Regions from separate parts of the Homo sapiens genome. Here region 1 is linked to region 2. A link is an interaction called in ENCODE POLR2A ChIA-PET data of the cell type or tissue named here. Cell type or tissue: PC-9. All regions are shown on one strand. Links, peaks and the distances in the headings refer to the core of each region. The heading gives the core; the rest is flanking DNA. Region 1 overlaps TNFRSF21 (TNF receptor superfamily member 21). Region 2 has its middle 9.5 kb from the start of CD2AP.

Region 1 (16,329 bases), core at 6,027-10,026, 190 kb after region 2:
GGAAAAAAAGGAAGCTGAGGCAAAGGTCAGGCAGTGAAACCAAAGCATCACAGCCAGTAGATCAAGCTGTAGGGTGGGATCCAAGTCTTCGTTTCTCTCGTTCTACTGTGTTGCAGCATGCTGTCAAGAGGATGCAGTCCTGGTCGGATCTTTAACAGGAATGATGATGGTGGTGCTGGAATTGTTGGCCCTTTTTCTGCTCTGCTCCTATGTAACATCTTCTTGGTTTTTGTTCCTTTCCCTCCCCTTCTGTTTCTTTCAGCTTGGATTCCTTAGCACCACCACAGCTCAGCCAGAACAGAAGGCCTCGAATCTCATTGGCACATACCGCCATGTTGACCGTGCCACCGGCCAGGTGCTAACCTGTGACAAGTGTCCAGCAGGAACCTATGTCTCTGAGCATTGTACCAACACAAGCCTGCGCGTCTGCAGCAGTTGCCCTGTGGGGACCTTTACCAGGCATGAGAATGGCATAGAGAAATGCCATGACTGTAGTCAGCCATGCCCATGGCCAATGATTGAGAAATTACCTTGTGCTGCCTTGACTGACCGAGAATGCACTTGCCCACCTGGCATGTTCCAGTCTAACGCTACCTGTGCCCCCCATACGGTGTGTCCTGTGGGTTGGGGTGTGCGGAAGAAAGGGACAGAGACTGAGGATGTGCGGTGTAAGCAGTGTGCTCGGGGTACCTTCTCAGATGTGCCTTCTAGTGTGATGAAATGCAAAGCATACACAGACTGTCTGAGTCAGAACCTGGTGGTGATCAAGCCGGGGACCAAGGAGACAGACAACGTCTGTGGCACACTCCCGTCCTTCTCCAGCTCCACCTCACCTTCCCCTGGCACAGCCATCTTTCCACGCCCTGAGCACATGGAAACCCATGAAGTCCCTTCCTCCACTTATGTTCCCAAAGGTAACTTAACCTCATGAATTATTTATTTGAGGAAGGCTTTGAGCCCAGTGGAGGTACCAAGAGTGGGCTTATACCAAAGATGTTTTCTCCATTTCGTGTATTCCAAAGTCACCCCTTGGAGAGAGGCCTTCATATGGTGGCTAATTAAATCTGGCTTTTTTGGACTTAATAGAAACATGTAGACTCAGAATTTTTCTGTTAGGGGAGATCAGATATCTAAAAACTAGGTCACATCAAGCTATAAAATATGAACCAAGAGAAACAAGGACAGCGTGTGACCTTATGTAAGTTACTTAACCTCTTCAGGCCTCAGTTTCAAACTTGTCAAACAAATGAATAATTTAGATGTTTAAGGTTCCTTCCAGATCAAAAGTTTTCCAACATGGAGTCAGTCCCAGGTAGACATAGCCAGGAGCAGAGAAGAGGGAGAAAGGAAGAAAATACCATTACATCCGGAAGCGAGAGATGAATTTTGAATCCAGGTGGGGCAAAGAATGGGTAGGAAAGTTAGAAGCTCAGGAAATAAGCAAATTTGTATCAGATTGAAGGTAACTAGCACTCATGTCTGGAAAATAATAACTTTATTTTTTCCAAATGATTTTAACTTTACTCCTTATATCAATTATTCAAGTTTTCCATCAGAACCTCAAGCAGAATATAAAATTTATCCTTTATTTTCAAATCCTTTTTGATTTAATGTAATTTTCATGAGATGATGACCAACTTGAGTTGTTCCTCCTAGTGTCCTCTCATGCATGATTACATTTAGCCTTCATGATAAGCCTGTGAAGACAGCCATCTTACAATTGCCAGTTGAAATGAAGAAACAGCCTCCAAGAGCTCAGATGGCCACTCTAGCTTTGCTTAGGCCAAGTCCTGTCTCTTGGGACTCAAAATTCCCATCTCTCATACTTCTTAATGAAAATTACTTATGGAGGCTTCTCTGAGAGAAGTCTGCTAAGCTGCCAGCCCAAATCTTGTTTAATCTTTTGATAACAGATGCTCTTATTTGCTGACCTGTCCTACCAAGTCTTTCACCAGTCAAATTTGCATTTGAATTCTTTTTTTTATCTTAGTCATATTCTCAGTTTTACCACTGCATCATAAAATAGTCAAAAGGTGGGAGAAGGAGGATGGACAAAATAATTAAATTTGAACTGGTTCTCTGAAAACTCAAAATAAGAATTGATTAGATCTCTGCACATATATGTGCCTGCTCAATATGTGAAGTACAGGAGAAGCTGCTGTCAAGCTCAGCTGTTGGATCCTTAAGGTTGCCCTTGGTTTTGGTGTAAGAATGTGAGTTTAGTGGTTCAGTTCCATTTTTGCCTTCCACATGAAGGTGCCATTAGGGTCTTTATGAAAATGTGCAACACAATTTATTCTTAAGCCCCAAGGGTCATCTTATCTTTGATTATCTGGCCTAGCTTGGAGATGACCAGGGAAAGGAGGGAATGTATAGATCCCCAAATATGGAAAAGCTCTTCCCCCCTCCTTACTCTTTTTTCTAGGCATGAACTCAACAGAATCCAACTCTTCTGCCTCTGTTAGACCAAAGGTACTGAGTAGCATCCAGGAAGGGACAGTCCCTGACAACACAAGCTCAGCAAGGGGGAAGGAAGACGTGAACAAGACCCTCCCAAACCTTCAGGTAGTCAACCACCAGCAAGGCCCCCACCACAGACACATCCTGAAGCTGCTGCCGTCCATGGAGGCCACTGGGGGCGAGAAGTCCAGCACGCCCATCAAGGGCCCCAAGAGGGGACATCCTAGACAGAACCTACACAAGCATTTTGACATCAATGAGCATTTGCCCTGGATGATTGTGCTTTTCCTGCTGCTGGTGCTTGTGGTGATTGTGGTGTGCAGTATCCGGAAAAGCTCGAGGACTCTGAAAAAGGGGCCCCGGCAGGATCCCAGTGCCATTGTGGAAAAGGCAGGGCTGAAGAAATCCATGACTCCAACCCAGAACCGGGAGAAATGGATCTACTACTGCAATGGCCATGGTGAGCCTTCTCTCTTCTCTCCTTGCTCACAGATCTCTCTACCACTTTTTCCCTAGTCCCTGTTTTCTGAAGGAATGGGAATGCGTAGTTTGTGGAATCTCCTTTGTAGACCAAACACTACTTGATCTAGTCGTGTTATAGAAAAAGAGATTGACCGTCTCATTAGAAGTAATGCATTCAGAGAGAATAATCTCTCTTCCTCCTTTTCCCCTGGTACCTTTAAAACAGAAGAATGTTGTGGAATCAGAGACCTGATTGACTCCTAGGGACTTTGTTTGACCTTGTCATTTAACAAATGAGAAATTTGAGTTTAGAGAGGTTTGGCAACATTGATCCAAACAAGAGGCTAGTTGTTTTTGAGGACAGATGGGACGAGACTCCTGACTGTTGGAGCACTTGCTTTTGCTATACGATTAGGCTGTGAAGCAAATGAAGGGGACAAAACCCAACTTGTCATAAGTTTGCCATTTTCAGTCAGAACCTTGCTTTTAGATTCCTAACAATTTCGTCACATATATATTTTCCCCACTTAAATTTTAGGATCCCATGTCTATCAGGAGGGTAGGATGGTCTTTTGGATTGTAGACCCCAGAAGCATAATATGTCGGTCATCATCTGAGCCTCAGCATTACATCTCTTTCCTGGTAGTCAGCATGTGTTGAATACAGGCTGGAATATTTTGGCCTTTCCTCTTTTGAGGGCAAAAAATAGCTTATAGAACTTGTCCCAGAGCTAAGTTTGATCTGAAGACTGCAGTTTTCAGACTGTGCAGTAACTTCTCTTTCTTTAAATCCTAAATGAAACTTCAGCCCAGTTTTGATAACCCCATTCAGGTGTGTCCTCTCCCCTCAAAGAGAAAGGGGTATATCTATTTTTCTAAAAAGCAGTTTGGCTTTTTGGGGTCTTACAAATATTTATACCATTTGGCGTGGCAATTCCATTCTTGTGAATATATCATAAAGGTATAATCAGAAACACTGAAACAAAGATATAAGCACAAAGATCTTAAACTTTTAACCCAACATCATGTCTCATAGAAATTGAAAATAACAGAAGGACAGTTTTAGGGAAAAACTAAGTAAATTATGGTATATTCATAGAATGGAATATTATGTTGACATTCAAGATTTTATGAAGTTTTTGATTTTAGCCAGGAAAGTGTTTATACTAGGTTAAAGGAAAAAAACAAACACCAAACTACATACTTTGTAGAATATAATCCCAACTCTCATTAAACTTGAGAATAAGACTGAATGGAAATATGCCAAAGTGACAATTTTTTTTCCCCAGTGTGGTGGGATTTATGTGTGGGTTTCTTTTTTCTTTATTAGTTTTCTGTACTTTCCCCAAGTTGTCTGTACTAAGTACATGCCACTTCTATAACGAAACGTTTAGAAAAAGTTAAAAAAGTCTTGCAACTCATTTTGCTTCCCCTTATTGATTTGTGTAAATCAAGTTTGTCCATCCCATGACCCAGGACAGCTTTGGCTTTGAATGCAGCCCGACACAAATTCATAAACTTTCTGAGGGTTTTTTTTTTTTATTTTTTTTTTGAGACAGAATTTAGCTCTTGTTGCTCAGGCTGGAGTGCAATGGTGTGATCTCAGCTCACCACAACTTCACCTCCCAGGTTCAAGCGATTCTCCTGCCTCAGCCTCCTGAGTAGCTGGGATTACAGGCATGTACCACCATGCCCAGCTAATTTTGTATTTTTACTAGAGATGGGGTTTCTCCATGTTGGTCAGGCTGGTCTTGAACTCCCAACCTCAGGTGATCCGCCCGCCTCGGCCTCCCAAAGTGCTGGGATTACAGGTGTGAGCCACCTTGCCCAGCGTTTTTTGTTTGTTTTTTTAGCTTATCAGCTATTATTGGTGTATTTTATGTGGCCCAAGACGATTCTTCTTCCAGTGTGGCTCAGGGAAGCCAAAAGATTGGACACCTATGATGTAGATGGTCAAAAGTCAAGTGAAAGTCGGGCAGAGGCAAACATCCTATTTGGGTCTTATCAGACTAAGCCTGCATAAACTTGAATAAGACAACTATTTACTGGAAGCCTGTCTGGGGAAAGCTTCAATTCCCCCTTCTTTTTAATTAAAAAAAAAAAAATCTTTTTATTTGTACATAATTCCAAACTTTTGAAAAGTTGCAGCAACAGTACAAAGAATACCTACATACCTGTGCCCACATTTATCTATTATTAACATATTGCTCTTTTGCTTTGTCATTTGCTCTCTCTACGTAAAAAATACACCTATTGGCCCAGGCGTGGTGGCTCATGCCTGTAATCCCAGCACTTTGGGAGGCCGAGGCATGCAGATCAACTGAGGTCAGGAGTTTGAGACCCGCCTGGCCAACATGGCGAAACCTCGTATCTACTAAAAATACAGTAATTAGCCAGGTATGGTGGCACACGCCTATAGTCCCAGTTTTTCGGGAGGCTAGGGCAGGAGAATCACTTGAACCTGGGAGGCGGAGGTTGCAGTGAGCCAGGATCGTGCCGCTGCACTCCGGCCTGGGCCACAGAGTGAGACTTCATCTCAAAAAAAAAAAAAATCACATATAGATTTTATATTGTAAAATATGTATTATAGAATAGCTTATTATATATTATATAACATGTAATATATAATATATAATTATGTGCATATATACACATACATACATGGAAAAAATAATTTTTCTTAATTATTTTATGGCCTTTTATCCCCTGATACTTTAGCATGTATTTCCTGACAATAAGACTGTTCTCTTCAGAAAACATACTACAGTTTTCAACCTTAATAAATTTAGCAGGGTTACAATCCTTTGCCTTTCATTTGCCAATATTGTATGTTGACCCAATAAGGCCCTTGGTAGATAATATACTTTTTTTTCTCTAGTGTAGGATCCAGTCTAGGATCAGAATTGCATTAAACTGCCCTGTAAGTGCCTAGTCAGGATATTTGTTCTGTTGCAGATTTACCCAATTAGTAGAAAACCATGTGAACATCCTGATAGATAATTAAATATCTGGAACTGTCCTCTCATTATTCACTTTATTACAAAAGCAACTCCATTCCTTTAGTAGTTGCATTTATAGATTATGGTCAGCTACATTTTTAAACTCTCTTTTGCAGTCTGGTTTTTAAAATTCTTGAGAACACAGCAAGTTGTAGAGTAAAAACTGGTCCAGCAGCAGAAAGCAATTTAATATAATGACCTTAGACGTTCTTATGACCATGGTAACCTTATAAACTACTATGCCTGTGTCCTTAAAACAATATCCTATTTTGTAAAAATAATGGAAGTGCCAAATCAAACAAAGCCTGATCCTACTCGTCTGTGAAAGCAGTACCACAGCAATATGCTTTTCAAACTAAATTACAGTAGTTTCATTGAGGCATAACTATCTCTTCCAATAGTTTAGGCTTGTTCCTCAGATTTTTGCATTGGGATATTTATATTTAAGGTGTTTTTCTAAGGAAAGTCTTTTCTTTCCAAATTGCTAGTCTCAAACATGCAACCGGGTAAAATCCTATTACAAAGAGAGGTTCTGTTTAGTAAAGCTATTCCAGGTGCTCAGAGAGGCCTCTAGAAACAGGGCTTTGTTGGTCTGATTGCATTGAGTTCTGGCCAGCAGATAATCCCGTATAATAAGATCTTTTCCTGGTCCTTGTCTATTTCACACTGAATTGTTCATGAGGATAAGGTGGGAGGGAAATGGCTTAGCCTTGGGTTGTTTTCTATCAGAGGTCTTCTAAAACCTCACTTATCCCTGCCTACCCTCAGTAGAACAAGCCATGCTCCTGGATGCCATATACATCCTCCAAACTTTGAAGCTAGGCCATTGGTTTCTGTCTTTCTTGCGAACAAAAACCTCTTTTATTATTCAGCTCTACTCATCCATCTTTGTCTACCATGGACTTATAGTTTTTAAAGCTGAACTCCAGAAAGCTACAATCCTACTTTCATGGAGTCCTAGTATTGGAAACATAAGAGGAGGCCTCGCATGGCTAGGAGATGGAAGAATAAAGGTGCTGTGGTATTTTGTACTCTTTCTTCCTTTCTGAAGTCAGAGCAATTTTATGTTTGGTAAATGTTGGTATATGTTTGGGGACTGGACTGTGATTTCACGTAATGTATCTATTTCAGCAACAGGAATTGGAAGTATCTTCAGAATGTTTACATATAAAAATATAGTTAAGAGGTTGAAGTGTCAGCCAGATAAGAATATTGTTAATACTCAATTTGTCATGCTTTTATCGTTTTCTGAAAATGTATTTCTTTTTGTTGTATAACCTCAATGTAATGGGGTAAGTGGAGGGGGAGGGTCCAAAAATTTCAATTTAATTAAAAATTAAGGATTTATGTGGATTCACATTAATTGAGAGGTTACGTGGAAAACATTTTTTTATTTGATCTGTTTTGTCACAAAAGAACAAAAGTAAAGATAGTAGAATTTAATCCCTATACAATTGGCCATACATTGCACTGAGAAAAGTCACCAATGATCTGCAAACAGCCACTTTGTTCATTTCCTTAGAGCTATGGAGGCTACAAAACTGTATTCCAGTCCCAATTGAAAAACAGGGTAGCTGAGAACAGAAACCAATTGCTGTTTGCTCATTGCAGTTTCTAATTTGTGCCGTTACTATTTCCCTTTTCCTTCTTTCTTCCTCTCCTTCCTCCCTTCCCTACTTTCCTATTATCCTTCTCTCCCCCATTCTTCCTCCCTCTTTAACTATTTGCAAAAAGTAGGAAGTCTTGTTCTCAGCAACTAGTGGGCCTAGAAATTTAGAGGGGAAGTTTGAAAAGCAGGTGAGGAGTAGGAATTGCCCTGAAAGTACTTATGGATGAAGAAGCTCTGCAAAGTGACAATAGGAACAAAACATCGGCAGTTTCTGGCTTGGATCATATTTCCTTTTTCCTTCAGACTGTGAAGAAAAGTGAGGGAAAAAAGGTGAGAGACAAAGGAATTGGGTATACCTCGTTTAAACCTGCTCAGTTTCTCTGCTCTGCCTTGAGGAGACACTGTAGTAAGCATTTGATAGAGACAGTGATCCCACTTCACGTAGTTACCTGAGGCACATGCCATAGATAGGCAGCATCTCCTTTAAATCAACTGCAACAGGGATTACGAAATCAGTTGGGGCAGGCATTATTTCTCAAGCAGATTGTTTTGTATCCTCTACAGCAAAAGGGCAAAGGTCTTATTCTGTAGAACTGGATTCTAAGATGCAATTTCTTCATTCCTTTAGCTCTCGCCATCTGTCACTGTTTAACTCTTTGTGGCTATGTGGTTTGTCTCCCCACATAGCTTCTAAGTTCTTAGAGAGAAGACATTGGGTCTTACTGTATGTCCCCTGTGCCTGGAATAGGGCTTGAGGAGGGGTGGTCCAGAGCTGAGCTAGCACATATGGTAACCACTAGCCTCATGAGCTATTTAATTTAAAACTAAGATTAACTGAAGTTAAAAATTCAGTTCCTCAGTTGCACCAGCCACATCTTAAGTACTCAGTAGCCGCACATAGCTTGTGGTTACCATATTGGATAGGACAGATAAAGGACATTGCCATCATCATACAAAGTTCTCTTGGATAGCACTGGTGTAAAGCATCCATAAACTAAGTAATCTACATATGCTTTTAAAGGCCAGATTGTTTTAAAGACATTGGATTGGTTTTTTTCTTGTTGATTTATACTGATGTTGGTGTTAGGGATTTAAACATAGAGACCTTCAGGTGGGTTCTTTATACTAAATTGCCATAGATGGTAAGAATTATTTTTCAGAGCTAAAGGAAGCTTCCATAATAGCACTGCTTTAAAATATGCAAAAACTGACTAGGAAAAGATTGCTGACATCCCTCATCTGATTTGCTTATTTCAAAGTGAAACACATCAGCCCATGGACACTGGAGAGCAGGGTGATGCCAAGAGAGAGAACCCTGCTAATTCAAAGGCCAAGGCAGCTTCGTAAATGCTTAGGTGCTCGTGTTTAACTAGTGTGGAAATGGATTAACCTTGTGCGTGGCGTTAGCAGACAAGCATGAGATGCTTGTAGGAGTAATGTGGTTGGGCTGAAGTGGGAGTGAGGGAGGCACAGGAGATGAAGCTTTTGGGTAAGAAAGAAGCATCATAGACTAGAAATTCATAAACCTGGGTTCTAAAATTCTGGATTTGCCATTTCCTAGTCATGGACTCTCAGTTAAAACCTTTTACTTCTCTGGGCCTCTGTTTATAATGTTAGAAAATTTTAAAAAATGCATTAGAATATGCAGTTAGGAACAAAGACTCTGGAGTCTGGTTTCCCTTTGCTTACCAGCTGCGTGAGCCAGGGCAAGTTACTTAACCACTCTGTGCTTTAGTTTCTTCATGTGTAATACAGGGATACTAATAGTACACAGGCTGTAGTGAGGATTACATACATGAGTGTGTGCCCAGTGCTTGGGACATTGCTGGCCACATGGTCCACAGTTCACAAGTGATAGCAGTGATGAGGACGAGGGTGCAAACGCTGGAGATGATGCAGAGGATGGATCATCATCATCCTCACCACTGACATCATCACCTCCTTCCTCTCTGGCAGTCTCAGTTTGTTTCCCGATTAAGTCACAGAAATGACCACTAGCAAGAAAGAAACATTCTCCTTTAAAATACTATACTTAGGGGTTGGGCGCAGTGGCTCACGCCTGTAATCCCAGCACTTTGGAGGCCGAGGCAGGCCGATCATTTGAGGTCAGTAGTTCAAGACCAGCCTGGCCAACTTGGCGAAACTCTGTCTCTACTAAAAATATAAAATTAACCAGGCGTGGTGGCGGGCGCCTGTAATCCCAGGTACTCAGGAGGCTGAGGCTGGGGAATCACTGGAACTCAGGAGGCAGAGGTTGCAGTGAGCCAAGATCGTGCCACTGTACTTCAGCCTGGGCAACAAGAGAAAAACTCCATCTCAAAAAAACAAAACAAAACAAAACAAAACCAAAAAAACTGTACTTAGGTAGGAGCAACACTGCCACCTTAAAGGAGCTTATTAGGAAGATGGGTTTCCCTCCATACCAGATATGATTATTAGCTTAATTAATTTACACATGTAGGCAGTGCTCTCTCAAATGGGCAGAGCCTCTGAGATCATCAAGCAAGACTCTTCAGTGGCTTTAGACTTGGATATAAATCTATGCTGTCCAAAACAATATTTTCCCTAAGCTATCTATACCATGGGTCAGCAAGTTAGGAGATATTTTAAGAGAATCTAGGAGATATTTTAGGATTATAGGCTGCAACTACTCCACTCTGTTTGAAAGTGTAGTAGTGTGAAAGTGGCCAGAGACACCATGTAAATTATGGGTGTGGCTGTGTTCCAACAAAGCTTTATTTGCAAGAACAGGTGGTTTGTCCTGCAGGTTGTCGCCTACCAGCATCTGGTCTATGCCATAGACTTGTCATCTCTTAGCAGCTTCTTCTCTTTCACCTTCTGCTGGCTTGCACAGCTTGGATAAACAGTTTGATTCTTGGAGGCTTTCTCGAATTTCAACAGTTCGAGCTCAGTTTTTCCTCTAGCAGTAACTATTTCTAAGTCTGCTGAAGGGGTAAGTAACAAAGGAGAACCATCAGCTATGAGTGGGAGCAAAAAAGGTGGCAGCTGTCCTTGTATTTTCTCTTAAAAATTGTTCTATGCTTCCTCCATCTCCTAACAGATGTCGGCTTTCACCAGGAGACTCCATCTTATGTATGGGTCCACCTCACAGGTGTACCTGCCATGTACCTGCTACAACTCATCTCTTTGCCAAACTGGAGCCATAGAGAAGAGAGGAGGGGGTCTGGGAGAGCTCAGGTTCAAATCCATTCAGCTACTAAAAGGCTGGATGATCTCAGGCAAGGCACTTTCTCTCTTTGGATCTCATCTTTCTTTGTAAAATCAGGAGACTTGAACCCATCACAGAAGGGCCACCAGATTTTGATCAGTGTGACAATTTATCTGTGCCTTACCTGAGTGTGCCTACTGTCTTCCTGGTGTCTATCAGGAAAAACACTGGCCTGAGGGGTCCTGCAATGTGCTGTAGGGTGGAGAACACTGCGCTGCCAGTCAGAGGGAAGAGGCCAGGCTCAATGCCAACCTCATGCCACTGAAGGATTGTGTGCTCACTGCAACATGAAAGAGCTTTCCCCCAGGCTTTTGAACGTGTGAGGGCAGGTTAGTGAAAATTTCTATTTAAATTAGGTCACAGGGTTGGGGGAAAACCAAGAGAATGTGTAATAACTCTGTGTGCTTTTAGGGAGAATGTGAGACATTTTTTTTTCTTTTTTTAAAATTACACTTTAAGCACTAGGGTACATGTGCACAACATGCAGATTTGATACATAGGTATACATGTGCCATGTTGGTTTGCTGCACCTATCAACTCATCATTTACATTAGGTATTTCTGCTAATGCTATCCTTCCCCGAGTCCGCCACCCCCCAACAGGCCCCGGTGGGTGATGTTCCCCACCCTGTGTCCAAGTAATCTCGTTGTTCAGTTCCCACCTATGAGTGAGAACATGCGGTGTTTGGTTTTCTGTCCTTGTGATAGTTTGCTGAGAATGATGGTTTCCAACTTCATCCATGTCCCTGTAAAGGACATGAACTCATCTTTTTTATGGCTGCATAGTATTCCATGGTGTATATGTGCCACATTTTTTTAATCCAGTCTATCATTGATGGACATTTGGGTTTTTTCCAGGTCTTTGCTATTGTGAATAGTGCTGCAATAAACATATGTGTGCATGTATCTTTATAGTAGCATGATTTATAATCCTTTGGGTGTATAACCAGTAATGGGATTGCTGGGTCAAATGATAATTCTAGTTCTAGATCCTTGAGGAATCGCCACACTGTCTTCCACAATGGTTGAACTAATTTACACTCCCACATTAGGAGTGGGAATATAGGAACATAAAAGCATTCCTATTTCTCCACATCCTCTCCAGTATCTGTTGTTTCCTGACTTTTTAATGATTGCCATTCTAACTGGAGTAAGATGGTATCTCATTGTGGTTTTGATTTGCATTTCTCTGATGACCAGTGATGATGAGCATTTTTTCATGTGTCTGTTGGCTGCATAGATGTCTTCTTTTGAGAAGTGTCTGTTCATATCCTTTGCCCACTTTTTGATGGGGTTGTTTGTTTTTTTCTTGTAAATTTGTTTCAGTTCTTTGTAGATTCTGGTTATTAGCCCTTTGTCTGATGGGTAGACTGCAAAAATTTTCTCCCATTCCGTAGGCTGCCTGTTCACTCTGATGATAGTTTCTTTTGCTGTGCAGAAGCTCTTTAGTTTAATTAGATCCCATTTGTCAATTTTGGCTTTTGTTGCCATTGCTTTTGGTGTTTTAGTCATGAAGTCCTTGCCCATGCCTATGTCCTGAATGGTATTGCCTAGGTTTTCTTCTAGAGTTTTTATGGTTTTAGGTCTAACATTAAATCTTTAATCCATGTTGAATTAATTTTTGTATAAGGTGTAAGGAAGGGATCCAGTTTCAGCTTTCTACATGTGGCTAGCCAGTTTTCCCAACACCATTTATTAAATAGGGAATCCTTTCCCCATTTCTTGTTTTTGTCAGGTTTGTCAAAGATCAGGTGGTTATAGATGTGTGTGGTGTTATTTCTGAGGCCTGTGTTCTGTTCCATTGGTCTATATATCTGTTTTGGTACCAGTACCATGCTATTTTGGTTACTATAGCCTTGTAGTATAGTTTGAAGTCAGGTAGCGTGATGCCTCCAGCTTTGTTCTTTTTGCTTAGGATTGTCTTGGCAATGCAGGCCCTTTTTTTGGTCCCATATGAACTTTAAAGTAGTTTTTTCCAATTCCGTGAAGAAAATCATTGGTAGCTTGATGGGGATGGCATTGAATCTATAAATTACTTTGGGCAGTATGGCCATTTTCACAATATTCATTCTTCCTATCCATGAGCATGGAATATTCTTCCAGTTATTTGTGTCCTCTTATTTCGTTGAGCAGTGTTTGTAGTTCTCCTTGAAGAGGTCCCTCACATCCCTTGTAAGTTGGATTCCTAGGTATTTTATTTTCTTTATAGCAATTGTGAATGGAAGTTCACTCATGATTTGGCTCTCATTTGTCTGTTAATGGTGTATAGGAATGCTTGTGATTTTTGCACATTGATTTTATATCCTCAGCTTAAGGAGATTTGGGGCTGAGATGATGGGATTTTCTAAATATATGGTCATGTCATCTGCAAACAGGGACAATTTGACTTCCTCATTTCGTAATTGAATACCCTTTATTTCTTTCTCTTGCCTGATTGCCCTGGCCAGAACTTCCAACTTTATGGTGAATAGGAGTGGTGAGAGAGGGCATCCTTGTCTTGTGCCATTTTTCAAAGGGAAAGTTTCCAGTTTTTGCCCATTCAGTATGATGTTGGCTGTGGGTTTGTCATCAATAGCACTTATTATTTTGAGATACATTCCATCAATACCTAGTTTATTGAGATTTTTTAGCATGAAGCGCTGTTGAATTTTGTCGAAGGCCTTTTCTGCATCTATTGAGATAATGTTGTTTTTGTCGTTGGTTCTGTTTATGTGATGGATTACATTTATTGATTTGCATATGTTGAACCAGCCTTGCATCCCAGGGATGAAGCTGACTTGATCATGGTGAATAAGCTTTTTGATGTACTGCTGGATTTGGTTTGCAAGTATTTTATTGAGGATTTTCCCATTGATGTTCATCAGGGATATTGGTCTAAAATTCTCTTTTTTTGTTGTGTCTCTGCCAGGCCTTGGTATCAAGATGATGCTGGCCTCATAAAATGAGTTAGGGAGGATTCCCTTTTTTTCTGTTGATTGGAATAGTTTCAGAAGGAATGGTACCAGCTCCTCTTTGTACTTCTGGTAGAATTTGGCTGTGAATCCATCTGGTCCTGGACATTTTTTGGTGGGTAGGCTATTAATTATTGCCTCAATTTCAGAGCCTGTTATTGGTCTATTCAGAGATTCAACTTCCTCCTGGTTTAATCTTAGGAGGGTGTATGTGTCCAGGAATCTATCCATTTCTTCTAGATTTTCTAATTTATTTGCATAGAGGTGTTTATAGTATTCTCTGATGGTAGTTTGTATTTCTGTGGGATCGGTGGTGATATCCCTTTTATCATTTTTTATTGCATCAATTTGATTCTTCTCTCTTCTTCTTTATTAGTCTTGCTAATGGTCTACCAATTTTATTGATCTTCTCAAAAAACCAGCTCCTGGATTCATTGATTTTTTGAAGGGTTCTTTGTGTCTTTATCTCTTTCAGTTCTGCTCTGATTTTGCTTTTTTCTTGCCTTCTGCTAGCTTTTGAATGTGTTTGCTCTTGCTTCTCTAGTTCTTTTAATTGTGATGTTAGGGTGTTGATTTTAGATCTTTCCTGCTTTCTCATGTGGGTGTTTAGTGCTATAAATTTCCCTCTACACACTGCTTTAAATGTGTCCCAGAGATTCTGGTACGTTGTGTCTTTGTTCTCATTGGTTTCAAAGAACATCTTTATTTCTGCCTTCATTTTGTTATTTACCCAGTAGTCATTCAGGGGCAGGTTATTCAGTTTCCATGTAGTTGTGTGGTTTTGAGTGAGTTTCTTAATCCTGAGTTCTAATTTAATTGCACTGTGGTCTGAGAGACAGTTTGTTGTGATTTCTGTTCTTTTATATTTGCTGAGGAGTGCTTTACTTCCAATTATATGGTCAATTTTAGAAAAAGTGTGATGTGGTGCTGAGAAGAATGTATATTCTGTTGATTTGGGGTGCAGAGTTCTGTAGATGTCTATTAGGTCTGCTTGTTGTAGAGCTGAGTTCAAGTCTGGATATCCTTGTTACCCTTCTGTTTCGTTGATCTGTCTAATACTGACAATGGGGTGTTAAAGTCTCCCATTATTATTGTGTGGGAGTCTAAGTCTGTTTGTATGTCTCTAAGGACTTGCTTTATGAATCTGGGTGCTCCTGTATTTGGTGCATATATATTAAGGATAGTTAGCTTTTCTTGTCAAATTGATCCCTTTACCATTATGTAATGGCCTTCTTTGTCTCTTTTGATCTTTGTTGGTTTAAAGTCTGTTTTATCAGAGACTAGGATTGCAACCCCTACTTTTTTTTTGCTTTCCATTTGCTTGATAGATCTTCCTCCATCCCCTTATTTTGAGCCTATGTGTGTGTGTGCGTGTGAGATGGGTCTCCTGAATACAGCACAACAATGGGTCTTGACTCTTTATCCAATTTGCCAGTCTGTGTCTTTTAATTGGGGCATTTAGCCCAATTACATTTAAGGTTAATATTGTTATGTGTGAGTTTGATCTTGTCATTATGATGTTTGCTGGTTATTTTGCCCGTTAATTGATGCAGTTTCTTCATAGCATCGACAGTCTTCACAGTTTGGCATGTTTTTGCAGTGGCTGATACTGGTTGTTTCTCTGCATGTTTTGTGCTTCCTTCAGGAGCTCTTGTAAGGCAGGCCTGGTGGTGACAAAATCTCTCAGCATTTGCTTGTCTGTAAAGGATTTTATTTCTCCTTCACTTATGAAGCTTAGTTTGGCTGGATATGATATTCTGGATTGAAAATTATTTTCTTTAAGAATGTTAAATATTGTCCCCCACTCTCTTCTGGCTTATAGGGTTTCTGCCAAAAGATCCACTGTTAGTCTGATGGGCTTCCCTTTGTGGGTAACCTGACCTTTCTCTCTGGCTCCCCTTAACACTTTTTCCTTTATTTCAACCTTGGTGAATCTGACAATTATGTGTCTTGAGGTTGCTCTTCTCGAGGAGTATCTTTGTGGTCTCTGTATTTCCTGAATTTGAATGTTGGCCTGCCTTGGTAGGTTGGGGAAGTTCTCCTGGATAATATTCTGAAGAGTGTTTTCCAACTTGGTTCCATTCTCCCCATCACTTTCAGGTACACTAATCAAATGTAGATTTGGTCTTTTCACATAGTCCCATATTTCTTGGAGGCTCTGTTTGTTTCTTTTTACTCTTTTTTCTCTAACCTTGTCATCTCGCTTTATTTCATTAATTTGATCTTCAATCACTGATACCCTATTTTCCACTTGATCAAATCAGCTATTGAAGCTTGTGCATGTGTCTCGAAGTTCTCGTGCCATGGTTTTCAGCTCCATCAGGTCATTTAAGGTCTTCTCTACACTGTTTATTCTAGTTAGCCATTAGTCTAACTTTTTTTTCAAGGTTTTTAGCTTCCTTGCGATAGGTTCAAACATGCTCCTTTAGCTCGGAGAAGTTTGTTATTACTGATCTTCTGAAGCCTACTTCTGTCAACTCCTCAAAGTCATTCTCCTTTCAGCTTTGTTCCATTGCTGGCAAAGAGCTGTGATCCTTTGGAGGAGAAGATGCGCTCTGATTTTTAGAATTTTCAGCTTTTCTGCTCTGATTTCTCCCCATCTTTGTGGTTTTATCTACCTT
Region 2 (16,329 bases), core at 3,545-7,544:
CTTCTAGGGGGGTGAGATACGAACACAAAGTTAATTAACAGTATGAGGTAGTGAGGGTCAAATGCTTGAGAATTTAAAGGAAAATAAATTACTGTGGGCAAAGCAAGCTGTAAAGAGAAGGTATGAGTTGAACGAAAGCTTGGGGAAGGCAATAATTCAGTCTGGAGGAGTCCTAGAACTGAGGAATGGAAGTGGATATGCAAACAGAGTATTTCTGAGCCTTTAAGAAATGTGTGTGGCTCAAGCAGCCCATAAGGAAGGCCATTTACGATTTGGAAGAATGAGGCTGGTGATGGGCTAAGAAGGATTCATGAAAGGAGACAAAAATATAAGCTATTGGAAGCACATACATAGGTAGTAAATTCAAGGCCCAGAGCCCTTAAGTTTCTAGAGACTAAATTTCTAGGTCTCTAGAATCCTTAATATTTAAAGAAGAAAGGCCAATGAATAGAATGGAAAAGAAGTTAAGTAAAACAGAAGGGGGAATAAAGACTATCAGATTTGATAATAAGGGCATCTTTGAAAATATAATTTCAGAATATATATAATAGAATATATAATATATAACTACATATTCAGAATATATATATAATAGAAAATTCAGATTAAAGGTTTTATCAATTGAATGATAAGGAAGTGGAGGCCACAGATAAGGTAGATATTTTCTGAGAAGTCAGGTCACATGATCTGACAACAAGATAAAACATTTACAATCATTTATGTCCTAGAAATTCCAGGATCTTCACACTTGTAATCCCAGCAATTTGGGAGGCCAAGGGAGGAGGAGCACTTGAACCCAGGAGTTTGAGACCAGCCTGGGCAACATAGCAAGACTCCATCTCTACAAAAAAAAAAAAAAAAAAAATACAAAAATTAGCCCAGGTATGGTGGCACAGGCCTGCGGTCTCAACTACTTGGGAGGCGGAAGTGAGAGGATCACCTGAGTCCAGGGCCGTCGAGGCTGCAGTGAACTGTGATCCTGCCACTGCACTCCACCCAGCCTGGATGACAGAGTGAGACCCTGTCTCAAAAAAAAAAAAAAAAAAAATTCTAGCATCAGTTATTGCCATAATTAATGTACGTATTTTACAAGTTTAAAAGTTAAATTCACTTTGCAAATTCAGAGGCATTATCCATTGAGGTAATGATGAGATGACAAATCATAGAAATTGGAAGGATCAGGGAATAGAACCCCTAAGAATGGTTGAGAAAACTGAAGTAAATCTAAGAAGTAATCGCAATCCCAAATTTAATGTTGTTTTCCAAAGACAAAGCCAAAGGAAATTCTAACAGAAGAATGAAATCTAGCAATTTACTTTTAAACTTACAAAATGGTATGTAAAAATACCTTCTAAACTTTTGAATGCTATGCAAATATTAGTTATTAATTATTCCTTTAAGCTCTTTTCATCCTTTAAATCTTACCTTCTCAGCTATAAGAGGCCTTCAAGGTATGGCAGTATGTTTTATACGTTTTTATATGGCTACCACCGTCTGCAGCTCAAAACATTGCGTTCCCTGGCAATAATTATTAGTTGAATGAGAGAAAATATGGTGAGAAGATAATTTCTACTTACCACATATATTAAATTTAAATTCCTTTAATCTAAAAACAAATTATCTTTTACTTTTCCCTTTATTTTATTGTTACCTTTATACTGGATTAGGTTTGTTTCTGTCCATCTGTCCTTATTCTTCTTTGTATTCCAGTACAAATGGACTAACACCACTCTAATCATTCACTTTCTTTTTTTCTGCCAAGTACTAAACATGTTGATCTGATATCAAGGAGAGCACTACAGTTCTGTGTGAATGACACAATTTCAGACCAACGTAATTCATGCTAAACTGCCATGATTTCTTCCTGAAGTTTTCTTAGGAATTTATCTGAAGATATCTATATTTTAAAAAAGCATCTGCCTTCTTTCCTTTTGGTAAAAACTATTATAACCAAGAAGATTATGCTAAAGAAAAATAAGTGTTAACTAAATTATATTATTTTTAAAGCACTCATTTAGCTAAAATCTTGTGACTAATTATTTTTTCTTTATTCTCATTCAAAAGTACTAGGTTTCCTGGGAAGTTTTCTTACTGCTACCTTGTTTTGGCCTGGCTAATTTACTGTAAACTTAAGCCCAAATTACATCAATGTATAATCTGCATTTTAAAAATCATTCTTTAGAAAACAATTGTAGGAAATAATAACCTCAATCAGAATGCCTATACTGTGAGATCATTGAAGCTGAAAAATCCCCCTGCTCAAACTGGTGGCCCATTCAGCTTGCAACAAAATACTGTTCCTCGACTAGCAACTTGGGGGATGTCCTCAGGCCTATGACCACTCTAAGCACTTTTCATTATTGCATACTAAGAAAGAGTTAATTAAAAACATGATGACCCATCTAAATGAATCACCACTTGCCAACTGCAAGGACCTTTTTAATGGTGTTATTTGCACTTTATTCAGATGCTAGTGTCATAAAGCTGGCATTTGATAGGCAAGTCATAGGAGACTCATAGGCCTTTAAAGGGAATATCTTTCAAGAAGCATTACTCCTCCCAAATATTAAAGCTAGCTCCTTTTGAAGGGTCACATATTTTAAGTAATCTCAAATAACAAATACATTTGCATTTTCAAATATCAGGCAGTTAAATTATACACATGGTATTATGTAAATAATTTCCAGTCACAAGTACACATTTATTCAACTCAACAGATGTTTTTCTGATCACCCATTACAAATGAGCAGCTTCTGGATGATAAATATAGAGATAGAAATAAAGTCCTTGCCCTTAAAAGAGAAAGGATTGGGGAGTCTCTCGAGGGTACATTGGAATTCTCAGTAAGGACAAGGAAGGGTAGTCAGGTAGCCAGGACAATAGGCAGGTATACAATCCAAAGCCCAGGATGGGCGTGGTAGTTCACGCCTGTAATCCCAATACTTTGGGAGGCCAAGGCGGGCAGATCACCTGAGGTCAGGAGTTCAAGACCAGCCTGGTCAACATGGCGAAACCCTATCTCTACTAAAAATACAAAAATTAGCCAGGCATGGTGGTGGGTGCCTGTAATCCCAGCTACTTGGGAGGCTGAGGCAGGAGAATCACTTGAACCCGGGAAGCAGAGGTTGCAGTGAGCCAAGATCATGCCACTGCACTCCAGCCTGGGTGGCAGAGTAAGACTCCATCTCAAAAAAAAAAAAAAAAAAGGCTAGGATGTCTTTGAGGGGCCAGGCTCTGAGACCACACTCAAATATGGAGAGCACTGTGTGCCAGGGAAGTAATTTGACGTCTTGTTCTAGAAGTAAGAGGCAATTAATGAAGTATTTTAAGTAGGCAACTGATTTGCTTTTCCAGCTACATCCACGGTCATAAAAAAAATGCACACAAGTCACAAAAAATTAGGTACAAAAAAATTTGGTTAAATAAGCATTGATTAAGCACCCACTACCCTCAAATAATTAGTAAATATGTTTTTTTACTAATACAATAAATGTTTAAACTAATATAAGATACAAGGGATTTCATATGCTGGACACTGTGAAAGATTCATTGCAGCAAACACAAACTCTGCCTTCAAGGAATGTGATTTCCAGCTAAGAAGGCAAAGATATACCTAACTATTTCAACTTGCACTTATTTAAATAAAATGTACCTTATTGAGGAGAACCTGCATTTCGAATCAACATGGCACAGACAAATAAACTGGGGAAATTTTCAATTTAATAATTAATTTGTAGTATTCTTATTTGAATCTCTGCAAAATTTTATGCTATAGAAATTTTTAATTTTTGTGGGTACATAGTAGGTGTATAGATTTATGGGGTACATGAGATATTTTTATACAGCCATACAATGCATAATAATCACATCAGGGTAAATGGGATATCCATCACCTCAAGCATTTATCCATTCTTTGTGTTGCAAACAATTCAATTATATTATTTTAGCTATCTTAAGATGTGTAATAAATTATTGTTGACTGTGCTCTCCCTGTTATTCTATTTAATCATACTCATTCTATCTAACTATATTTTTGCACCCATTAACCATTCCCATTCTCCCCACCCCTGCCCAGCCTCTTCTAACCATCATTCTACACTCTGTGAGTTCAATTGTTTTAAATTTTTTACCTCCCACAAATAAGTGAGAACATGCAAAGTTTGTCTTTCTGTTCCTGGCTTAATTCACTTAACATATGACTTCCAGTTCCATTCATGTTTTTGCAGATGACAGGATTCCATTCTTTTCTATGAATGAATAGTACTCCATTGTGTATATGTACCACATTTTCTTTATCCATTCATCTGTTGATGGACACTTAGGTTGATTCCAAATATTGGCTATTGTGAGTAGTGCTGCAATAAACATGAGAGGACAGATATCTCTTTGATATAAGATTTCCTTTCTTTTGGGTATACGCTTAGCAGTAGAATTGCTGGATCATATTATGGTGGTTCTATTTTTAGTTTTATGAGGAACCTCCAAAACTGTTCTCCATAGTGGCTATACTAATTTACATTCCCACCAACAGTGTACAAAGGTTCTCTTTTCTCCACATTCTCACCAGCATTTGTTATTACTTGTCTTTTAGATAAAAGCCATTTTAACTGGGGAGAGATGATATCTCACTGTAGTTTTCATTTGTATTTCTCTGATGATCAATGATGTTGAGCATATTTTCATATACCTGTTTGCCATTTTTTTTTTTTTTTGAGACGGGGTTTTGCTCTTGTTGCCCAGGCTGGAGTGCAATGGCATAATCTTGGCTCACCACAACCTCCGCCTCCCAGGTTCAACCAATTTTCCTGCCTCAGCCTCCCAAGTAGCTGGGATTACAGGCATGCGCCACCATGCCCAGCTAATTTTTGTATTTTTAGTAGAAACAGGGTTTCTTCACATTGGTCAGGCTGGTCTCGAAATCCCAACCTCAGGTGATCCGCCTGCCTTGGCCTCCCAAAGTGCTGGGGTTGCAGGCGTGAGCCACTGCACCTGGCCTCCTGTTTGCCATTTTTATATCTCCTTTTGAGAAATGTCTATTCAGATCTTTTGCCCATTTTTAATCAAATTATTAAATTTCTCCTATAGAGTTATTTAAGCTCTTTATGTACTGTAGTTATTTATCCCTTGTCAGGCAGATAGTTTGCAAATATTTTCTCCCATTCTGTAGGTTGCCTCTTCACTTCGTTGATTGTTTCCTTTGCTGTGCAGACACTCTTTAACATGATGTAATCCCATTTGCCACTTTTGCTTTGGTTTCCTGTGCTTGTGAGGGTACTAATCAAGAAATCTTTGCCCAGTCCAATGTCCTAAAGAGTTTCCCCCAATATTTTCTTTTAGTAGTTTCATAGGTTCAGGTCTTAGAAATTTAAATCTTTACTCCATTTTGATTTGATTTTTGTGTATCACAACAGATGGGATCTAGTTTCATTCTTCTACATATGGGTATCCAGTTTTCCCAGCACCATTTATTGAAGAAACCATTCTTTCCCCAAAGTATGTTCTTGGCACCTTTGTTGAAAATGAGTTCACTGTAGATGTATGGATTAATTTCTATGTTCTCTATTCTGTTCCACTGGTCTATGTGTCTGTTTTTATGCCAGTACCCTGCTGTTTTGGTTAGCACAGCTCTGTAGTATAATTTGAAGTTGCATAACGTAATGCCTCCAGTTTCGTTCTTTTTTGCTCAGGATAGCTTTGGATATTCTGGGTCTTTTGTGGTTCCATATTAATTTTATGATTGTTTTCTCCATTTCTGTGAAGAATGTCATTGGTGTTTTGATAGGAACTGCATTAAATTTGTACATTACTTTGGGTGGTGTGGACATTTTAACAATATTGATTCTTCCAATCCATGAACATGGAATATCTTTCTATTTGTGTGTGTGTGTGTGTGTTTGTGTGTGTATGTGTGTGTCTTCTTCAGTTTCTTTCATCAGTATTTTATGGTTTTGATTGTAGAGAACTTCCACTTCTTTGGTTAATTCCCAAATATATTATTTTATATGTAGTTATTATAAATGGGATTACTTTCTTGATTTCTTTTTTAGATTGTTTGCTGTTGGCATATAGAAATGCTACTGATTTTTGTATGTTGATTTTGTATCCTGCAACTTTACTGAATTTGATTATCAGTTCTAATAGTTTTTTGGTGGCGTCTTTAGGTTTTTCCAAATATAAAATTATATCTTCTGCATGCAAAGATAATTTGACTTCTTCCTTTCCAATTCGGGTGCCCTTTATTCCCTTCTCTTGCCTGATTGCTGTAGATAGAACTTCCAGCACCATGTTGAACAACAGTTGTGAATGTGGACATCTTTTTCTTGTTCCAGATCTTACAGGAAAGGCCATTTTTTCCTCTCATCAGTTTTTCCCCATTCAGTATGATACTAGCTGTGAGTCTGTCATACATGGCTTTTATGGTGTTGAGGTATGTTCCTTCTATACCCAGTTTTTTGGGGGGTTTTTATCATAATGTTGAATTTTATCAAATGGTTTTTAGGCATCAGTTAAAATTATCATATAGTTTTTGTCCTTCATTCTGCTTATATGATGAATCACATTGATTTATTTACTTATGTTGAACCATCTTTGCATATCTGGGATAAATCCCACATGGTCATGATGAATGCTGTTTTTAATGTGCTGTTGGATTCTGTTTGCTAGTATTTTATTGAGGATTTTCACATGAATATTCATCAGAAATATTGACCTGTAGTTTTCTTTTCTTGATGTGTCCTTGTCTGGTTTTGGTATCAGGATAGTATTGGTTTTATAGAATAAGTTTGGAAGTATTCCCTCCTTCTCTATTTTTTGGAATAGTTTGAGAAGCATTGGTATTCGTTCTTCTTTAAATATTTGGTGAAATTCACCAGTGAGGACATTGGATCTTGGACTTTCTTGGCTGGGAGATTCTTTATTATGGCTTCAATCTTGTTACTTGTTATTGCCCTATTCAGGTTTTGAATTTCATAAGCTTCAATCTTAGTAGGTTGTAGGTGTCTAGAAATTTGCCCAAGTCTTCTAGGTTTTCCAATTTATTGGCATATAGTTGCCCATGGTAGCCCCTAATGATCCTTTGAATTTCTGCAGTAACAGTTGTAATGTATCCTTTTTCATCTCTGAATTTATTTATCAGGGTCTTGTCTCTTTTTTCTTAGTCTGGCTAAGAGTTTCTCAATTTATCTTTTTAGAAAACAACTTTTTTCATTTTTTTTAAATTTTAATTTCATTTATCTCCGCTCTGATCTTCATTGTTTCTTTTCTTCACTAATTTTGGGTTTGGTTTGCTCTTGCTTTTCTAGTTTATAAAAATGCATTGTTAGATCATTTATTTGATTTTTTCTACTTTTTTGATGTAGGCGCTTATTGGTAAAAATGTTCCTTTTAGTACTGCTTTTGCTGTATCCCATAGATTTTGATATGTCTTGTTTCCATTTTCATTTGTTTCAAGACAGTTTTTAATTTGCTTCTTAGAGTTTTTACTGACCCACTGGTTATTTAGGAGCATATTGTTTAATTTCCACGTGATTGTATAGTTTCCAAAGTTCCTTTTGTTATTGATTTCTAGTTTTGCTCCACTGTGGTCAGAAAAGATACTTGATATGATTTCAATTTTTTGAATTTTTTAAGACTTGTTTTGTGGCTTAACATATGGTCTGTTTTTGAGAATAAGCCATGTGCTAAAGAGAAGAATGTGTATTCTTCAGCTGTTGGATAAAATATTCTGTAACTATCTATTAGATTCATTTGGCCTATAGTCCAGATTAAGTTCAACGTTTCTTTGTTGATTTTCTGTCTGGATGATCTCACCAATGCTGAAAGTTGGGTGTTGAAATCTCCAGCTATTATTGTATTGGGGTCTATCTCTCTTTAGCTCTAATATTATTTGCTTTCTATATCTGCATGCTGCAGTGTTGAGTGCATATATATATACAATTGTTATATCCTCTTGCTGAATTCACCTTTTTTATCATTATATCATGACCATCTTTTTCTCTTTTTGTGGACTTTGTCTTGAAATCTATTTTGTCTAGTATAAGTATAGCTTTTCCTGCTCTTTTTTGGCTCCCTTGGGATGGAATATCTTTTTCCATCCCTTTATTTTCAGTCTATGTGTGTCTTTATACATGAATTATGTTTCTTGTAGATATAGTTCACTGGGTCTTGTTTTTTTATATCCATTTAGCCACTATCTATGTCTTTTGATTAGAGAGTTTAGTACATTTACATTCAATGTTATTATTGATAAGTAAGGACTTATTCCTGGCCCTAGCCATACATTATTTCCAAAATAATAAATGGAAATTTTATTTCATATCCCAGTCTAACTTCCTAAACTGCACAGATTACAATAAGGGCTATATCCCATCTGGTACTGGAGCTTTTATGCTACGTGTTCTGACATTATCTTGGTGCCCAAAATTAAATGCCTGCCAAAGCAAAAGAGTCTCATACACCGAGATGTTTCTCTCTGCTTATTCCTTATTCACATTTTGTTCTTAGGTTTCCAGGCCAGGTCTCAACACTCCCATAACTGCATCACATTCTCTTTTTTTTTTTTTTTTTTTAGAGAGACGGAGTCTCGCTCCTTCTCCCAGGCCGGACTGCAGTGGCGCTATCTCGGCTCACTGCAAGCTCCGCCTCCCGGGTTCATGCCATTCTCCTGCCTCAGCCTCCCGAGTAGCTGGGATTACAGGCGCCCGCCACCGCGCCCGGCTAATTTTTTGTATTTTTAGTAGAGACGGGGTTTCACCGTGTTAGCCAAGATGGTCTGGATCTCCTGACCTCGTGATCCGTGCGCCTCGGCCTCCCAAAGTGCTGGGATTACAGGGGTGAGCCACCGCGCCCGGCCACCTGCATCACATTCTATATGCGGTTCATAAGCAAGTCTCAACCTCCCTGTCTCCCCATACCTCCCCAGCCATCATCTGCCTTGTCTCACATTTATTTAAATATCAAGTAAATTAGAGTGCACTTCAACCTCCTTACCCCCGAGGCCTATACCAATACTTCCACTTCATAACCAGGGAACTGATGCATCCTAAATAGTCCCCTGCACACTCTGCCAACCTTCTTCTGTGTGGAATTGCTTCTTTGAAATGGTCCATGCCCTCTTTTTGCCCCTCAATAGTTATATCTCTGATTTGGACTTACAATGTTACACTTGGGCTACATTTTTCCCTTTCCATTTCCTAGGCTGTAATCTTCATCCTTTTTTCACTTTGTCCTTTCTTATCCTTTTTCTCTATCTTACACTATGTCTTTCCTTACTCTTTAACACCATCCTTAGATTATCAATCCAGTTTAACTGGTTTTGTAAACGCTACAAAGGTAACCTCTTTGATTACCTCCCTCACTGCCAAATATATTTTCACAGAATAATGTTGGGCCTTACTGAGACCATGGTAAGGTGACAAAGCTTTCTCACAGTACACAAATCTCAATGTACTCCTTAAGACAAATTAGTGAAGGAGGTAATACTATTTCTAGTTTGACAATGTTAGCAATGACAACAATGTCAATAACAGCTAACACCATCTGACCATTTTAAGTCTCAAGCATGGACCTAGACACTTCATACACCTCATCTGACATGACCTTCATTACAATGCTACGAGTGGTAGTATTATCACCCTATTTAAAGAGCAGGAAGCTGAGACTAGTTAATTAACTTGCCTAAGGTCACATAACCATTAAGAAGCAGAGCCTGTGAGAATTCAGGGCTAATTCCATAGCTGAGGCTCCAGCCTATCTTAGGTCAATTCACTCCTTGAGCTGTGATTTCTTCCTTTGTTTAAAAGGAAGGAGGAGGAGGAGGAGAGAGAGAAAGAGGTCAGTGGAGGAGCTGAAGGAATCCTTCTTCAGTGGTTTGTATACGGATCAAGTCATATGTTAAGTGAATTAAGCATCAAGTGTCTAGTCTGTGTCAGGCCAGAATCAGTGACCTGTGGCTTGTAATTCCATCTACTTGGGAGGCTGAGGTGGGAGGATTGCTTGAGCCCAGGAATTCAAAGCTGCAAGGAACTAGGATAGTGCCACAGCACTCCAGCCTGGGTGACAGAGCCTTGCTCAATATCTTTTAAAAAAAAAAAAAAAAAGTGGAATTACTAAATCAAAAGCCAAAAACATTTACATTTTGATTATATTTTGCCAAATTGCCTTCCAAAAATGTTTCACCAGTTACTGTTTTCAATAGTCTATACTGTCATCAAAACTGGATATTAACAATCTTTTGAGTTTAGCCCATAGGATACAAAAAAATTATAGCTCGTTGTTTCAATTTAGATTACGGAGGTTGAGAATCTTTACATATGTATACTATTTTCATATGTTTGCCTAAAAATTGCCAGCCTGCCAGCACATATCCTTGGCTCATTTGTCTTTTTTGTTATAATTTTCTCGGTGATTTCTAAGAACTCTTTATTCTAGGGATATTAGTTATTTTTCCAGGTACCCATCTGCTCTTAGATCCATTCCTGTCTTTCCCCTGGGTTTGTGTGGGACGAGAGTTGGGGTGTGGAGCACTGGCCCTTGCAGACTCCTTTCCCAGTCAGTTGGCTTCCAGTTGAATCTGGACAAAGAGAGGCACTGGTGAGAGACTGGAAGGTATGGAAGGCACAAGGAGAGCTCCCTCAAAGATGCCTACTTCCCAGTCCCTGAAACCTGTGAACACATCATATTACATAGCAAAGGAGAATTGAGTTACAGATGGAATTATGTTTGCAAATCAGCTGACCTTAAAATGAGATTACCCTAGGTTTTCCAGGTAGTACCGATGTAATCACAAGGGAACTTAAAAGGTGATAGCATGAGAAGGATTTGACTGGCCATTGCTGCCTTTGAAAATAGAGGAAAGAGGAGCTAGGAAAGGTAGCCTCAAGAAACTGGAAAAGCCAAGGAAAATAGATTCTTCCCTAAAGCCTTGGAAAGAAATGCAGTTCTGACATCTTGTTTTTATCCCAGTGAGAGGCATTTCAGATTTCTGATCTCTAGAACTGTAAAAAAATAAATCTGTGTTGCTCCAAGTCAGCTAGTATGTAGTAATTTGTTATAGCAGCAATTAGGAAACTAATACAGAAGTCAAGAGGGAGGAAAGAGCTGGGACGTTTGCACTCCACCCCATCCTCTACTTCAAGCAGCATCTCTAACATCCACTGCATATTCCCTATGGCTTCTGCTGCCATCAGAGAGGGCTGTCTGGTTTTGGCTCCAGCAGGGCTCTGGGCACTGGGAACACTACATCCTCCTTTTTTCCTTCCAGTTTAGGGGCAAAGAGGCTACCTGCTGTTGATAACTTCTAAAGGGCTTATCAACCCCTTTTTTGCTTCTTTTCTCTTCCATCACCTCTGAGAACAATTCCTTTATTAGATTATCTTTGTTTCAGGAGTTTAGAGTGATCTCTCATTTCCTGGTTACACCCTGCCTGATATAGTCTGTCAAAAGTTTTGCTAGTATGTTTTCCCAATTTGATGTTTTTTTTAATGTTTTATGGTGTTTTTATGTCATTTAGAAAGTTTAAACGTGCATGTAATTTAAACTTACCAATTTTTCTGGTTTTTTTTTTGAGTTTTCATTAAAGTTGAAAAGCCTTTTCTCCTCCAAAATTAAAAAATAACCTATTATTTTATCAAAATTAAAACTTTTTACTGATAATGTATAATCACACAAGTATAAGTCTTAAGTGTATAGCTTGCTGAATTTTCACTAACTGTAAAACTTCTAGTCATATTGTAATTTTATTTTTTACATTTACAGTTGTAACATGTATGGATTTTATTTGAGTGTGCATGGAGTAAGATTGGAATTCAGGTTTGTTTTTGTTTTCCCTTCAATGACTAGCTATTCATAATGTTTGAGAATAGTAATCCATATTACTCCTATGGATTTGAAATTCTGCCTTTATCACACATTTAATTCATATAATTGATCAATTTCTGGACTCTGATCTATCTATTCCTGTGTTTGTATTTCACTGTTTCCTAATATTTTAATATGCAATTGTGCTAAACATCCTCCTCATCCTTATTACTCATCTTCGAAAAATAAACTGGTTTAAATGTTTACAATTACAAAAAGGCCTTGCCCTTGCAAGAAAGGGTGAGTCAATATCAAAAACAAGCTCTAGGCCAGGTAATGGAGTTAATAAATTATCTTGGGTAACTTTGTGCAGATGTTTGTCTTTCTATTGCCAGATTACCCAGGATTTGGCACATGTAAATATTCAGTAAATGAGTGGTTCCCAAGCCTGGCTAAGCATTAAAAGCATATCAAACACACATTTTGGCTAAATTCCAACAGGTAGAGTATTACAACCAATATTCATCAGAACTCATGGTCAGACCTGGATTGTCATAGATTGAAATTCTGGCATACAAGAATAAATCTGAATTTTTCATTAAAAATTGTTTCAATTTAGTTATTTAAAATTTTAGGACTGGACACAGTGGCTAATGCCTGTAATTCCAGCACTGTGGGAGGCCAAGGCAGGTGGATTGCTTGAGCCCAGGAGTTTGAGATCAGCCTGGGCAACATGGCAAGATCCTGTCCTACAAAAAGTATGAAAATTAGCTGGGCATGGTGGTGTGTACCTGTAGTCTTAGCTACTCCAGAGGCTGAGATGGGAAGATCACTTGAGCCTGGGAAGTTGAGGCTGCAGTGAGCCATGATCTCGCCATTGTAGTCCAGCCTGAGTGACAGTGTGACCACTTCTCAGAAAAATAAATAAAATAAAATAAAATTTTAGAATTTGAATTTTTAAGTTTGACATTGTAGAGCAGAAAAAAATAATTTCTTAGCACTCTTGCCTGCTTCTTGGTCATTTTATGCATATTTTGCAATGCTAAATATATGCACGTGGTGACAGAAGTTAGAGAATTAGCAAGATACTTTTTTAGACTGGCCTTGTCAGGATAGGGTGCTGATGTAATATTGATCTTTTCCTGTAATATTGAAGTTTTTAAGCTTCCCTCCTTTTCCAAAGGAAATCGACCAGGGCAATGTCTCCATAGATTTAAAAATATATGGAATTGTCTCCTCAGAGCATTCTTTTAAAGTCTTTTGTTGTTTGATTAAAGAGAATATTGTGTTTCTCACTCGTTTCTTATTTTTTCATTTTCTATTATTTATTTATTTATTTACTGTGGCTTAATGAAGATAATTTCACATGGATATTATTATAATGATTTTGAACAATTTCTTCCCCCAAGAAATGTAGAAATGGTGGAATTGGCATCTCTCCTTTAACATCATCACACAATAGAAATAATTCCCAAATATGATTTTTTTCTTGAAAGACTAATTGTTGGCCAGGCGCGGTGGCTCACGCCCTTAATCCCAGCACTTTGAGAGGCTGAGGCGGGTGGATCACCTGAGGTCAGGAGTTTGAGACCAGCCTGACCAACATTGTGAAACCCCATCCCCAATAAAAATACAAAAATTAGGCAGGTATGGTGGTGCATGCCTGTAATCCCAGCTACTTGGGAGGCTAAGGCATGAGAATCACTTGAACCTAGGAGGCGGAGGAGGCGGAGCTTGCAGTGAGCTGAGATCGCACCATTGCACTCCTGCCTGGGCAACAAGAGTGAAACTCCATCTCAAAAAAAAAAAGAGAAAGAAAGATTAATTGTTTAATTAGAAAGAGATAACTAAAATTTAAATATAGTTGATAAACATTACTTTCTTTAGTGCAACAGATGTCAGTATTTCTAGTACTTCTACAAAAAAGTCAAGTTACAGAGAATATAATCTCAATTTTTCATCCTCATATTACTTGAAACTTTATGAGCATTTATTGGCATAAAAAAGATACAATATTCTTCCCAAACTCTTTTTCAATTTTTACTCTCAATATAGTTCACTGAGTTTTGGCTCACGATCCCTTTCTCTATCCTTAAAGCCAGCAACTTTGAATCTCTGATCATTCTTCAGTAACTTGCACATGTTTTGGTTATTCATAACTGAGAAATTTTTTAAATAATATAGGGCAAAACAAAATCAAGTAAACTAAAATAGAAAGATCGCCAATGATTCTGATACAGGTAGTCCACAGACCAGGGTTTAGTAACCTCATCAATTGCTACTTGTTGAAGTAAGTGTGTTTTCTATTTGGTTCACTTGAGGAAGATCATAGTTAGGTGAATCAGTAATTGATAATTACTGAAATTCAGTTTTATTTTATTGTTATCATTTATCAGTTAAAAAATAATCTCTACTGTTACTTGGATTTTTTTCTTTATCTGCATTTTGCCCTGATTTGCTACTTTTTCACTCATAGTTTAGTGTGACTAATTAACTAATAGATACACACAAGGCTGACTTTTGCAATAAATTCTTACGTTCAATTACCCATCACTTATATAAGGCTAATCACTTGGACTGAACTCCTGAAGCCAGGAAGCCCAGTTCCACCATTGACACTTGCAAGGATGCAGGCATGATGCCAAAAGGGGAACAGTTGTCTAGGATAGTCTTGTAAAATCAAACCTGTTACACTGAAAATATTTTAGAAGTAAATGAAATATAATGCAATTCTGAGAGCCTAGAAAAAGGATTTATTTAAAGAAATGTGGACAGAAATGGGGAATCCAGAGAAAGTACTGTTTTGTCTGGGGAAGATACTGAATTGATTTATGCAGAGTTTGGGTTAATAGTTGGCTAGACATGGTGGCTCACGCCTGTAATCCCAGCATTTTGGGAGGCTGAGGCAGGCGGATCACAAGGTCAGGAGATCGAGACCATCCTGGCTAACACAGTGAAACCCCGTCTCTACTAAAAATACAAAAACAAAATCAGCCGGGCGTGGTGGCAGGTGCCTGTAGTCCCAGCTACTCGGGAGGCTGAGGCGGGAGAATGGTGTGAACCCAGGAGTCAGAGCTTTCAGTGAACTGAGATCGCGCCACTGCACTCCAGCCTGGGTGACAGAGCAAGACTCCATCATAAAAAAAAAAAAAAAAAAAGTTGGAGATTGTCTCTCAAATAGCAGAGTCTGAGCAGTCAGATGAAATGAGGAACTGAAATTTAAGAGAGCAGCAATGCTGCTGAGCACATGTGTTTAATAATCACCAAACACATTTGGAACCTTTATTAAATATACAGCTAAATATGCCTTACCACAGGCCAACATGTATACTAATGTCTCTCTCATAGAAGTATAAAGTGAAAATTCTCAGTAAGAAATGAGTAGAAATGAACTGAGGCTTTCTCTCTGAGAAATGTATTGTGAATACGGCTCTAACTGCAATTGTATCATTGACCCCTCTGAGCATATGTCATTGAATTGGCCTGTGGATTCCCAGAGGCTGAAGGAATAGGTAGAAAACAGTGTATTCAGCCCCTAGGTGACCACAGTGCAGCATCCTGGTAAACATCTGGTGATTTCTATGGCAATAAGAGATTTCTGGGAGGGTAGGATTTTTTTCTTTTTGTTTGTTTGTTTGTTTGTTTGTTTGAGACACAGTTTCGCTCTTGATGCCCAGGCTGGAGTGCAGTGGCACAATCTCAGCTCACTGCAAACTCCGCCTCCTGGGTTCAAGGGATTCCCCTGCCTCAGCCTCCCCAGTAGCTGGGACTATAGGTGTGCATCACCATGCCCGGCTAATTTTGTATTTTTAGTAGAGATGGGGGTTTCACCATGTTGGTCAGGCTGGTCTCGAACTCCTGACCTCAGATGATCCACCTGCCTCGGCCTCCCAAAGTGCTGGGATTACAGGCGTGAGCCACTGCGCCCAGCCGGTAGGATTTTATTCTTTACTATTGGCTCAATGGTAGCTTCAACTCTTTGTAGTTAGGTCATTCATTGATTAGAAAAACAGATGTATAACTTTGTGTGGGAACACTTAAAACAAGTCCTTTCTCTCACACACACACACCACACACACACAAAGAGGCTGCCTTCAAAAGTTAATCATTGACTAGAACCAGGAAGACAGCTCCCAGCTGCTCTCATTAATACAAATATGTACCTAAAGAAATCTACCTATCCCTGCATGATTCCCTGAAGCATTCATTGGGTGTGGAGGAAGAAATTGCTTCAGGCACTGAGTGATCTGACCCATGACCAGAAACCTGAATCCAGCAAAGGACAAAGTTGCGCACATTGCGTCAGATACAATTTCTGCCATTTACCAGGAAGAACTAGGGGAACCAGGAGAAGGGCCACCTGCTTGGGGCGGGTGAGTCCAGGCGCCCAGATGACTTGGGCCTTTTCTAAGAGTGACCGGAGGAATGCTACCGTGGGACTGTGCATTGAGGTAGCTGGTGATTTTCCTGTGCCTGTAAGGCCCAATGTAAAAGCTTTGCTTTGTCAGTAAACCCCCTTTTGCATCCAAGATG

Evidence for each region. Peaks named below come from ENCODE experiments on the same cell type or tissue, not always from the same donor. Only the 100,000 strongest peaks of a DNase experiment are listed, where the experiment ranks them.
Region 1: POLR2A ChIA-PET joins it to region 2 with 5 read pairs; 2 of 35 experiments call an interaction of 5 or more read pairs at or near these places.

What each region holds. Positions count from the first base shown.
Region 1 is chr6:47,270,529-47,286,857 of GRCh38, reverse strand. TNFRSF21 (TNF receptor superfamily member 21) reads left to right here. Exons shown (of 6, transcript NM_014452.5): 2 at 263-914; 3 at 2,426-2,920. Among named protein-coding and RNA genes, the nearest start is that of TNFRSF21, 31 kb to the left of the region's middle. RefSeq lists an enhancer at 424-1,623. In PC-9, for the core only: no CTCF peak of the experiment used is centred there; a DNase peak (open chromatin) is centred at 8,057; H3K27ac peaks cover 3,801 bases.
Region 2 is chr6:47,460,093-47,476,421 of GRCh38, reverse strand. No RefSeq gene overlaps it. Among named protein-coding and RNA genes, the nearest start is that of CD2AP, 9.5 kb to the left of the region's middle. In PC-9, for the core only: no CTCF peak of the experiment used is centred there; no DNase peak of the experiment used is centred there.